Linked DNA regions of Homo sapiens: region 1 is linked to region 2. The links are chromatin contacts, found by Hi-C or POLR2A ChIA-PET in ENCODE. All regions are on one chromosome and are shown on one strand. Each heading gives the region's core, a stretch centred on a gene start or an enhancer-like site at or near the end of the contact. The rest is flanking DNA. Distances are from core to core; before and after follow the strand shown. Region 1 has its middle 65 kb from the start of ACSL3. Region 2 holds the start of MOGAT1 (monoacylglycerol O-acyltransferase 1).

Region 1 (6,528 bases), core at 2,705-5,204, 130 kb after region 2:
TTCTCCCTCTGAAGACAGTTTATTACCAGTTTCTTGTGTTTACTTCCAGAGATATGTTATTGGGTTGTGCAAAAGTAATTGCGGTTTTTGCCATTAAAAGTAATTGCAAAAACCACAATTACTTTTGCACCAACCTAATGTACATAAGTATATTCCGACATGTTATTTTGAGCTCCACAGAAACAAAACAAGATTTGCCACCTGGTGACAGACCATCCTGTTGTTCCCAAGGAGAAAGGTGAGGTCATGATGTGGATTATGTAAGGTCACGAGGCTCCCTCCTAGATATTCTGACCCCTGCAGAATTCTTTATGTGATTGTCCTGCCTTTTATCCATAGGTCAGAAGACACACTCCATCTCTGCTTAAGTGAGGCAGAATAAAATAAAATCTTATTCAGAGTATTTCCAAGTCTAAATTGTGGGGCACAAAAAAGTCTATTATTTTGCCAGCAGCACCTACAAGGTCTTTTGTCTACAAATGTAAATCAATCAGTGTTTTAGTCAGCTTGGGCTGCTATGAGAAAATACCATAGACTGGATGTCTTAAACAACAGATTTATTTTCTCACAGGTCTGGAGGCCAGAAGTTCGAGATCAACGTGCCAGCAGGGCCGGTTTCTGGTGAGGCCTTTCCTCCTGGCTTGCAGACCACCGCCTTCTCATCCTGTCCTCACGTGGACCTGGCATTTCCTGTGTGCATGAGAGGATAGAGATAGAGCTCTCTGGGGTCTCTTCTTGTTTTTTTTTTGAGACGGAGTCTCACTCTGTTGCCCAGGCTGGAGTGCAGTGGCACGATCTTGGCTCACTGCAAGCTCCGCCTCCCAGGTTCACACCATTTTCCTGCCTCAGCCTCCCGAGTAGCTGGGACTACAGGCGCCCGCCACCACGCCTGGCTAATTTTTTGTATTTTTATTACAGACGGGGTTTCACCATGTTAGTCAGGATGGTCTTGATCTCCTGACCTCGTGATCCGCCAGCCTTGGCCTCCCAAAGTGCTGAGATTACAGGCATGAGCCACCATGCCCAGCTGGGGTCTCTTTTTATAAGGACACTAATTCTATCAGATCAGAGCCTGACTCTTGTGACCTCATTTAACCTTAATTACCTCCTTAAGACCCTATCTCCAGATACAGAAGGTCTCCAACTTACAATGGTTTGACTTATGATTTTTTAACCTCATGTGGTGGGAAAGATCCAAATTCAATAGAGACCATACTTCGAGTGCCCATACACCCATTCTGTTTTTCACCTTCAGGACAGTATTTAATACATTGCATGAGATATTCGACACTATTATAAAATAGGCTTTGTGTTAGATGATTCACCCAACAGTAGGATAATGAAAGTATCCTGAGCAGGTTTAAGATTGGTTAGGCTAAGCTATGACGTACAGTAGATTAGGTGTATTAAATGCACTTTTGACTTACATTTTCAACTTACAATGGTTTTATTAGAGCGTAACCACATCTAAAAATTAGGAGCACCTGTATAGTCAAATCAGGGATTAGGGCTTCAACATATGAATTTGACAGGGGGTGGGGGAAGGACACAATTTAGTTCACAACAGTTAGCAACATTGATAACTATTTTAATAAAATAATAACGGCTACTATCTAAGTGTCAGGCAATGTGCAGCATGCTTTATGCATATTACTTAGAGTCCTCAAATGAACTCCACGAAGTGGACATTATTATCACCAGAGTGATTGAAACTAGAAACATTTAACAAGTGGTATGTTTGAGCACTGACTAGTCAGATTGAACACCAGCTATAAACAAGCACGGTGGCTGTTGTTCCAGTGCATGCTGGCCAAAGATGAGCCCCCAAATGATCACGTTTTTCAGGTAAAGAAGGAGAGGATTGGAGAGGAGAAGGGAACTGGACAAGCCCACGCAGCTGGCATATGGTGGAGCAGGGACACGTCTGTCTTACTCAACATTATTTTGCCTCTCTTCTACCTTGCCAGGAGTTATCTGCTGGAGATCCCCATATTTCTCTACTTTGGTGAGTCTTTGAGTGTTTTCCATCATATTCACAACTCAATGACTGTGCCTGCCACGACAGAGGCTGGTTTGGGATCAAGTCAGTTTGGCCACTGTCTCCTCTCTGAACAGACTCAGACTGCGGTAGCAGGGGATCGTCTTTGCTGTCCATGCTGGCTCACGTTTGACACTATTGCAATGTTTCTGCATCTGGGTCTTTGCATTGGACCAAGCTGTCTTTTTCCAGAAGACATATCTGGGTCTTTGGGGTCATTTGCCTTCTTCCCTGAATTTGACCTCTACTGTCAATCTAGATTTGGGTTCATGCTGACTCACCATACCCATTACATGCTGCCTTTGTTCCCTAGCCTGACCTGATCTTGGGCCTCAGGCTACAGCCTGCTTTTCCATTACAAAGTACCCAAACACCAAACACAATGCTGTCTGAGTGCCCCCTTTCCCTGCCAAATTCTTTTTTTGTGCTATTTGGACCTCAGCTGCTGACACTTTCCTCCATAAGCCTTTATTCCCCTCCCCAATGAACTAATGAACTCCGCTTCCTTTTCTAAGTGCTCCTCATTCTTTCTCTTTCTTATGTTTTTTATTTTTGTCTGTTTTTGTTTTTTGAGACAGAGTCTCACTTTTTCACCCAGGCTGGAGTGCAGTGGTGCAATCTCATCTCACTGCAACCTCTGCCTCCCAGGTTCAAGAGATTCTCCTGCCTCAGTCTCCCAAGTAGCTGGGATTACAGGCACACGCCACCACGCCCAGCTAATTTTATTTTTTCTTGCTTCCACATTCCCCCTTTTCTTCTTTTCCTTTTTCTTTTCCCCCTGTTTTAGGATTGCATTAGCACGTATCCAAAGAGCAGCCTTCACTCTTGATATTTGGGGCTTAGGAACATCCCTGTCTCCTGGGCTGTCAGGGGCATAGTATATCTGTGGGACATTCTGTAAACCTGTCAGTCAGTGATACCTACAAGCAACCAGAATTAGGCCATTTTCAAGGCACCTTCATTAAAGATTAAAAGGCAACCTTGCCTGTCCCAAATTTTACCACACTTCCCCCCAAATGTCACCTTGTCCAGAGGGAAAGGGAAATACGTGATTGGAAAATCTGCTATCATATGCAAACTTTACCTGGACATGCCCCACTTCTTCAAATAAAGTTCCACTGTGCAAACTATTCTACGGCCCTATATCCTGCTGTACTCATTGTTACTAGAATAAATATTTGCAGTATAAGCAGAACTTTGTTCTGAGGATAAATCCACAGGATACTTAGCACTCTGACAAATGAAAAGCCAGTTTTTAGCTGCCCTTTGTTTGATACAAACTGGATGTTGTGTTTTCTTTTCTGGGTTATGTATAACGTACAAATTCTAGGCAATCTTTGACAAGAACTTATAATAACAAACTGCCTTTTGACAATGACTCTAGAGAGCCTTCCTGTCTCCAGAAAATATCCCTCTGTGGCTCCAAAGGTCTCAGTCTCAGGGTGATGTCCTGGCTACTTTTCTTTTGCACCATAAATGAAATGACAGTGAAGACATCAACCTCGCCATGTTGGAAAACTGCCTAAGATGTTTCTTGGAACTGTGGCCAGTCCCAGGAACAGAAAGGCATGATGTTCACAGCTAAAACTTCCTCACAGCGGCCTGCTGTACCTCCTCATGCCTGAGAATTGCTCTGAGGAAGGACTCATTTACCACATTTGCACTGCAGAAGTCAACACCCAGCGATCAAAGGACATCCTGGAAAAGTCAGTATAGATCCTGAACCAAAAACCTCAGAAGTGATTCCAGGCTGCTGCCCAAGAGCTGACATGCATACATTTGTTCATCACTCAACAAATATTTATTGAGTGCTATCTCTGTTGTAAACACTGTACTGGATGTGAATGTCCAGCTGCAGAAGAAACAGACCCAAGCCTCCGGGAGCTGACTGTTCCCAGGAGGGGGCCCTTGGCTCTTTGCAGTGAGTTGTCATCCTGGGCACTGACAGGCAGTGGTGTGAGCCTGCTGAGCCAGAGAGACGATGAGCTGCTCCCACAATACCCAATAATCAGGCCCCAGGGTGCCTCCTCTGCTGTACCTAAAACACTTCAGATGAACTGCAGCTTTTCAAATCTGCTCTTCATGTGTCAAAGAAATTTTGGAATTTTTTTCCTACAGTAAAAGATGAAAAACAGGAGCCCGACAAGCAGAACCTATACCTAATGTTAAGGGGAAGACCGCCTAGGTTCCACACTTGAGAAATTATTTTTGAGAATGTTTAATCTTGTTAGAACGGATTTCTGTGACTGCTGCCAGGGTCTCTGAACCCTCAGCAAATAAATGCAGATGACATTTATTTGCTGAAGATAATGCTACCATAATAAATGTAAAAGGGTCACTATCTTTCCCCTAAACTTCCTCCTCCCCCAAAATAATCTTTCCTGCAGCTTATCTTCTTTGACTCTAGGGGGCATAGCCATTAAGTCTTTATTCCTTTTGAACTTGATGCCGTCTGCCTTTGGCAAAGAATTGCCCTATTATTGTTTCTGAAAGAAAGTATTTGAAAAATTTAAAAGCCAGTTCTTGGCCTTGTATTTTTTTTTTTTTTTTTTTTTAGGAAAAGCTCTAGCCATTCAATGACCAACTTTCTGCCTATTACTATATCAGTCATTTACTTGCTTTAAAGTAAATCATGTGTCAAATCATGATGTTTTGCTCAAAGATGAACTGCATCTATATACAATGTGGTCCCGTAAGATTATAATGGAGCTGCCCTAAATAGATGTTCCATTTAAAAAAATTTTATATTGTATTTTTACTGTACCTTTTCTATGTTTAGATACACAAATGCTTACCATTGTGTTTTAATCGCCCATGGTATTCAGTCCAGTCACATGTTATATAGGATTTATAGAACAACAGGCTGTACTATACAGCCTAAGTGTGTAGTAGGCTATACTATCTAGGTTTGTATGAGTACATCTATGACATTCAAATAACAACGAAATTGCCTAATGACACATTTCTCAGAATGTATCCTCATTAGGTGACACATGACCGTAATGATGATTCTTAAAAGACAGGGGAAGAGGATGATTAATGACTTATTTTAACTCCAGTGACTAAAACACAATCAACTTCCTATTTCTGAGTGGCACTCAGAAAAATAATTCCTCCTTTTCTTTTTTATTATTCTAATTTTCTTTTTCTTTTTTTGAGACAGAGTCTTGGTCTGTCACCCAGGCTGGAGTGCAGTGGCGTAATCTTGGCTCACTGTAACCTCTGCCTTCCAGGTTCAAGGGATTCTTCTGCCTCATCCTCCCAAGTAGCTGGGACAACAGGCATGTGCCACCACACCCAGCTAATTTTTGTATTTTTGGTAGAGACAAGGTTTCACCATATTGGCCAAGCTAATCTGAAACTCCTGATCTTAAGTGATCCACCCTCCTCGGCCTCCCAAAGTGCTGGGATTATAGGCATGAGCCACCGCACCCAGTCTTATTTTTCCAATTTTCTAGACAATATTTAAAGAATGCAGTGGATTGGTATTCTAAAATCCAAGTTTATATACTGCCCAGAAAATACCCTTTAGTTGATGCACTGAGAGATGACCCAACTGTGTTGACAGGTGATCCAGTCTTTTAGCTACCTCTGCTTACTTTTCCTGGGTTATGGGGAGCCTTGAGATAAGTATGAGGCTGTAAAGGTGTAGGTGTGGCCCAGGTGTCTGCAGCTCTGAAGGTGGAGGTGCAGCCCAGGTGTAGCTCTTTGAACCAGCATTCCCCTTAACATGACAGGTCAGCTCCTTTCAGAACTGACCCACCACTTGATTGGAGAATACTTCAGCAGGAAGCCACTTGGTTGTACAGTGGGAATCTCTTAGAGATGCACAATTGTTTCTGGACTCAATCCCAATCCCAGGAACCTCAGCGTGAGGTGAGATTTGGGTGTCAGGCAGGATGGGCCCCATGGCCTAACGAAACCTACTGACATTCATTCTAGGTTCACATTCAATTGTAGCCAGTACCTTAAAGGGAGCAATTTTACCAAGTTCTAGGCATGGACACTGTGCACATTGACAACATATCTTTGAGTTTAGTTCCCTCCTGATCTTGTTGGCAAATTGCTGTTCATAGACAAATTCTTTTCTGCCATATACTTCAGGATTTCCCATTTCCAAATTCAGATAACATTCTGCTATAACGAAGTTATTTTAGGATTAATTTATTAAGATGTTCCTTTGTTTCATTGCCTGATGTTGCAAATGTAATTTTGGAGATCATATCACTATACCAAAGAGATTGCGTTCTTAACACAAAGAGGACATTTCTTATAGGTCTTATAGGTTGTTACCTGCAAGCAATTTTGTAATTACTTTCTGAAGGTTTTTATTGTGTTGACTAAGAGAAATCAGTTGTTTTCATTGCTTAAGGAAGGATTAAGGAGTTTGTTTAAGGAGAAACACGAAATAGTTTCCCAACTGGCACATCTGTTAAGGGTACAGGTAAGCTGGCTTGGAAGCGTCCAGTCTGGAAATTCGCCTCTGCACT
Region 2 (6,319 bases), core at 1,169-3,668:
TCTGTTCTAAATAGGTGCCCATTATTCTGTATCAGCCTATGTGTTTCCTTCAGGGCACTGTCACACATTTGGTTGTCTACATAGGTAGGTATTTTCTGTTTCTCCCACTAGACTGTGAGCTGCAGCAGGACAAAGACTTTTCTTATTCACCATTGTAACTCATCTCCTTTCCCTACCCAGTGCCTAATACATAGAAAGCTTTCCACAAATAGTCAATAAGTAAATGTGTGTAAATTCTCAAAGGCACAGAGACCTCATCTTAATTCACGTTTGTGTCATCAGTACCAAGGACAATGCCCAAGGCAATGCAGGCACTCCATAAATGTTTGTTCTATGTTTGGTTCAGTTGATGAAGGGATGACTCGCCTCTCCAGGTTTTATAGAAATTTGAATCTTCTCTATTCTGCCATTTACCAGCTGTGTGACTTTAAGCCCTAATTTCCTCAGCTGCAAAGTTGAAGTGAATGCGTACTTTGTAGGGTTTTTGAGATTACGCCTGTGAGGTCTCTGCAGAGTGCCTGACATAGGGTGTGTTCGTAGTGTCCCCACCTAGCACTGGGGGAAGATTCAAGGAAGAAATCTAAAAGGAAAGAAGAAAGTGACTCCTTAAGTAGGAGGAAAAAGAAACCCAAACAAGTTTTGCATACAAAAAATCACAAACAACTCCTCCAAGTGGCCCTGGTATTTGTTTTAATCCAACTCCCTTTGTATTAAAATGTTGAAGGAGAAAAGGGCATAGGATGGGGGAGAAAGGAGGGCCAACTATATTGTTTTGCCCTGTTCCAAGTCCTCTTCAGCAATGACTTGACAGCTGCTCATCATTTTGAGTTTTTCAACTATGTGGTAATTAATATTTATAAATAAAGTGCAGTGGTTGCTCCCAAGGACTAGGCACTATTTAGAATCTAGCCATCCATTTAGCACATCGTAATTGAAACCCTTCAGTGTCTTGTACTGCTCTTGGGGTTCAAACTTGAACCCTAACTCAGTCTGCAAGGGTCTGGACCTTGCCCACCATTTTTGCCTGATGTCACCCCAATCTCACCCTTGTCCCCCAAGCTCTCACTCTTTGAGCTCTTCTTGGAGTTCAGCCACAGGACCTTTGCATATGTGCTTCCCTTTGCCCGGATGACTCCTGGGTTAACTAGATTTGGCTACAGCTCAAGTAAGGGCACTTCTTCAGACACTTCCCTGACCGTGCAGCAGTCTTGGTTTTGGAATCTTCTAGTCATTCACAGTAGGGTCTTACTTGTAATTATACACCAAATTGTGTAGTTGTTTTGCTTATGTCTGTTTCCCCCTGTACTCTGAGAACAAGACAATGAATAGCTTGTGTCAGGCCTCTGAGCCAAAGCTCAGCCATTATAACCTCTGTGACCTGCATGTACACATCCAGGTGGCCTGCAGGAGCCAAGAAGCCTGGAGCAGCCAAAAAAAACGCAAAGAAGTAAAACAGCCAGTTCCTGCCTTAACTGATTAACCAACATTACAACATTTTACCATTGTGACTTGTCCCTGCCCTACCTTAGCCGATCAATCGACTTTGTGACATTCTTCTTCTGGACAATGAGTCTTATGATCTCCCCACCCTGTACCTTGTGACCCCTTCCTCTGCTAACAATAGATAACCACCTTCTACTGTAATTTTCCATTACCTAGACAACTCCTATAAAGCAACCCCTTCCCCATCTCCCTTCGCTGACTCTTTTTCGGACTCAGCTGACTTGCACCTAAGTGAATAAACAGCCTTGTTGCTCACACAATGCCTGTTGGTGGTCTCTTCACACGGATGCGCTTGACAGCTTGGTTATCCAAGCGCCCGGATGGTGCTCAGCAAGTGGCAAGTGCTCAATAAATGTGGGTTGAATGAATGAATGGGTGAAAGATTCCCGGAGCTCCTGTAGGGAACTGAGGACCCAAGAGTGAGGAAGCCAGGTCCCCTTCCCCATCCGCGGGGAAATTGGAGGTTGCGGGGGGACACAGATCAATAAACTAAGAAACAAGTCTCGCTCATCTCTCCAGCTGGTGTGCGATTCCTCAAACTAACCCTTCCCCAATCACCGAGGGTTCGAATGAAGGGGTGGGATGCTGAAGGCAAGCGCTGGGTGATCGATCAGCTGAACAATGGTCAGATCCTGGTGGAGATCCCAGGTCCTCAGCCAGGCGGCAGGAGCCCGCGCTGCCCGGCTCGGGCTGGCTGCCAGTTGACCCCTCTCCCCGTCCCTCGTGTCCCACGCGGCGCACTCTCGCCAACGCCCGGCGCGCCAGCCAATGCGCCCGGGCCGCTGTAGCTGCTCCGGGGCCAGGGCGCTGGGCCAGCTCTGGCGCCCGGCGCTTGTGATTGGCTGCCCCCAGCCTCAGCCCAGCGCGCCCTCCCACCCAGGGCGCAGTTGGGTCCCCGCTCGCTGCCTAGCCTCTGCCTTTTCCTCTCCGCCCAGCCAGTGCCCAGCGCGGGGCCCGGATCCGGCCGGGCACTTCCCACAGGCGCCGCAGAGCAGCGTGGGTGCAGGCTGCAGTGGCTGGCGCCGTCCTCGCCCGGCCAGGCCATGAAGGTAGAGTTTGCACCGCTCAACATCCAGCTGGCGCGGCGGCTGCAGACGGTGGCCGTGCTGCAGTGGGTCCTGAAATACCTGCTGCTCGGTAAGGACCCCGCCCCCCGGGCCGCGGGGCTTGGGCTCCATATCCTCCCTCGGGACGGTCCGGATTCCAGGACCTGCATAGAACCTTCCAACCCTCGTTCCCCTGTCGGCCAGAGCAGGCAGGTCAAAGAGGGCATTTGGAGCTAACGTGGACTCTGGTTTCCTCACGAGAACCTCATCGCTAACGACTGTTTAATTTTATTTTCTCCTGCGTTACTTTTTTAAATTGAGGTGCACCTTGCCTACAATAAAAGGCGCAGTTATACGGATACAGCTCGATGACTTTTGGCGACTGTATCTACCAAAATGTAACCATGACCCCATCGAACGCATGAGCACTTTAACCCCTCAAAAGTTGGCAAACTCGTTTCTCGAACTGTTGATTCATAGATGGCAAAGTAATGCCTCAGTAGTTAAAACCTTGTTCCTTCTCCCTCTTTGTCTCCCCACCCTCCTGACAAAGAGCAGTGTTCCCTTTCCCGTTTTGGAGATTTCCTGGATGCATAGCAGTACCTTTCTGTAAAGAAGGCTGCACCACTCATTGCATTTGGTTGAGCGGTTTCTCTCTGGAAATAGTTTGACTCAGTAGCGTGTGTGTTCCAGTTGGTTCCCAAGTTGAGCCCATGAAACATACACGAGCCGAATCATTAGATGGGGCAAAAACGTGGGTGGTTTTTCTTTTTGTTTTTTGTTTTTTCCTTCATATTTGTTCTGCTCTTGAAGTAAATAGGGGTGATGTGGGAGGAGGGAGGAATTTGGGGGAGACCCTTCTATTGAAACATAAACTCTTCTGAAGACTAAGATCATGTGTATGCTGTAAGATCATGGATTGTACAGCGTTGGGGTGGTAATAATAGTAATAAGCCCATTGCATTGGAGAGTTTTACACTTTTAAAACTGCTTTTACATTTCGAAAGCCTGAATCAGTGGTTCTCAACCCTGGCTCTAGATGAGAATCACTGGAGAAGCTTCTAAAAAGTGCAGATGCCCAGGCTCCATCCTGGAATTTGTTTATTATTATTATTATTATTATTATTATTATTATTATCTTTGAGACGGAGTTTCACTCTTGTTGCCCACGCTGGAGTGCAGTGGCGCCATCTCGGCTCACCACAACCTCCGCCTCCCGGGTTCAAGTAATTCTTCTGCCTCAGCCTGCCGAGTAGCTGGGGTTACAGGCATGTGCCACCACATCTGGCTAATTTTGTCTTTTTAGTAGAGACGGGGTTTCTCCATGTTGGTCAGGGTGGTCTCGAACTCCCAATCTCAGGTGATCCGCCTGTCTCAGCCTCCCAAAGTGCTGGGATTACAGGCGTGAGCCACCGCGCCCGGCTCATCCCTGGAATTTCTAAGTCATTTGTTTCAGAATGAAGTCTGTACACCTTTTTTTTTTTCCTTTTTCCTCTTAAGAACTCTCCGAGTGACTCTCCTGTGCTGCTAGGTAGAATTTACCAAAAAAAAAAAAAAATGTAATTCAAAGTGTTAACTCATTAAGTCCTCACAGACTACACCGTGAGGCAGGGTTGCTCTGGATCAAAGCACCATGGAGATAACAACACACGACCTTATCTAGCGCTTGGTATGTGCCAGGTGCTGTTCTAAGCAACATCCACGATTAACTAGCAATCTTCACAACATCCCTGTGAGGTAAGGACTATTCCTACACTCCTGGTACAGATGAGGGAACTAAGAGATGAAGTAAATTGCTCAAGGCGATGCAGCTAGCAGGACGTGGTAGAGCTGGTTTCAAACCCAAGTATTCTGCCCAAAGTGTCTGCTTTAACCACTAAACTGCTCTCTTAAATGGCCTGAACTTGGAGTCCGACTTCCTAACCGATCATTCAACACATCTCTGATAGCCACTGTTCTTTTCTTTCATGGCACTTATCATTGCTTGTATCTGTGTATGGCTGTGGTGACTTCAGAAAGTTCTCTATGGCTGTCTTAGTCTACAAGCTTAGTGAGGAAACACACAGTATATGTCTGGCCCATGGAAGATATACACGAATACTTGAGATATACACAAATACTTGAGATATACACAAATACTTGTTGAATGGCTGTTTCTGGTCTATCACCCAGAATAGGAATTATGCACCCACCAGATCCCTAGAGTATTAACTCATGTAATCCTCACAGCAACCTGGTGAGGGAGGACTACCCGTTACCCTCATTTTACCAATGAAGGAACTAGGAGATAAAGTGAGTTACTCAAGATCACATGGCCCAGTAGTGGAAAGTCGAGACACATGTGACCGCATGTGAGTGGATTAGTGACGAGGACATGGCAGATGCTCAATGACCTGTGTCTAATTTGAATCAAACTACAGTGGTTCTAGATCCAATTCACCTCAATGTTTTTGTTTCACACATTTGACATTAGTGTTAGCAGGAGCATATTTTGTATTATATATCTTGGAAATTATATTGTGGGAAATTTCAAACATACAGAAACTAGAGAGAAGAGTATGAATTCCCATATACCCATGACCTAGGTTTATAATTATTTAATAATTTGCCATATATGTTTTATCCATTATTTTGCAAAAATATTTTAAAACAAATCACTTTTTTTGTATAATTTTTTTTTAAGTTTTAGGTTCAGGAGTACATGTGCAGGTTTGTTATGTAGGTAAATTGATCATCATGGGGATTGTACAGATTATTTCATCACCACAATAATTGGCATAGTACCCAGTAGGTAGCTTTTCCTCCTCATCCTCCACCCTCCACCCTCATGTAGGCCACAGTGTCTGTTGTTTCCTTCGTGTCTAGTGAATTCACACATTAAGATATTTTAATACTAAATACTTTAGTTTGCATATTTTAAAAATAAGTATTTTGTGTGTAACCATAGTACTCTTGTCATACCTAGCATAGTTAACAAAAATTACTTAAAATCATGTAAAACAAGTTCAGATATCCTAAATTGTACCAAAACTACACCTTTTTTCTTGTTCTTTTTTCTTTTTGGTAGAAATGGGGCCTCCTTATGTTGCCCTGGCTGGTCTCAAACTCCCAGGCTCAAGTGATCCTCCTGCCTCAGCCTCCCAAAGTAACGGGATTACAGGCGCTAGCCACTGCACCCAGACAAAATACACTTTTACTAGCAATTTCTTTGAGCCCAAATCCAAATAAGACCCATGCATTATATTTGGTTTTTATGTCTTTCAGGTAGAACAGTGTCTCCCCTTTGTTTTCTTGTCAGTGAAACCTTGATGAAACCATTTGACATGGGTCCTGCAGGATGTCTCACTTTGTGAGTTTGTCTGCTTCTTTGCAGGGTTAACTTGTTCCTCTATCCCTTGTATTTCTTTTAAAAGATGGAAGTTAGAGCTAAATGCTTGATTAGATTTAGATGAAACCTTCTGGGCAAGACTTCTTCCCAGGTGTTGCTGTGCACTTCATGTTACATCACATCAGGATGCACAGAGTGTCTGCTTGTCTCATTATTTGTGTCTACAATTGGTCAGTGGGTCTAGGAAGGAAGTAATCCGAGGTGATGACTGGCATGCTGCAATCTTTCATCTAGTGATTTAAGTCATGATGCTTGCCCGAATTACCTGTTTTATTTGAAACTGCAAAATGGTAATTTTCTTTTTCTTTTTTTTTTTTTTTTGAGACGGAGTCTCACTCTGTCGCCCAGGCTGGAGTGCAGTGGCGCGATCTCGGCTCACTGC

Evidence for each region. Hi-C counts contacts between places; a loop is a spot of excess contacts on that map. ChIA-PET counts read pairs that join two places held with the same protein, here RNA polymerase II (POLR2A).
Region 1: a loop to region 2 is called in a map of HepG2, with 6 times the contacts of the local background. The contact joins the enhancer-like site here to the promoter of MOGAT1 in region 2. A Hi-C loop is called at or near these places in 1 of 168 maps with a recorded cell type or tissue (HepG2). POLR2A ChIA-PET finds 5 or more read pairs at or near these places in 1 of 52 experiments (HepG2).

The regions. Positions count from the first base shown.
Region 1 is chr2:222,793,042-222,799,569 of GRCh38, forward strand. No RefSeq gene overlaps it. Among named protein-coding and RNA genes, the nearest start is that of ACSL3, 65 kb to the right of the region's middle. RefSeq lists enhancers at 1,522-2,444, 2,445-3,367. Within about 2 kb of position 3,955, at least 10 of the 41 ENCODE cell types and tissues checked have a DNase peak (open chromatin) inside an H3K27ac peak, as active enhancers do.
Region 2 is chr2:222,669,240-222,675,558 of GRCh38, forward strand. MOGAT1 (monoacylglycerol O-acyltransferase 1) reads left to right here and starts at 2,419. Exons shown (of 6, transcript NM_058165.3): 1 at 2,419-2,640. The coding sequence starts at 2,547. LOC124907985 (a long non-coding RNA gene) reads left to right here. Exons shown (of 2, transcript XR_007088095.1): 2 at 1,397-1,763.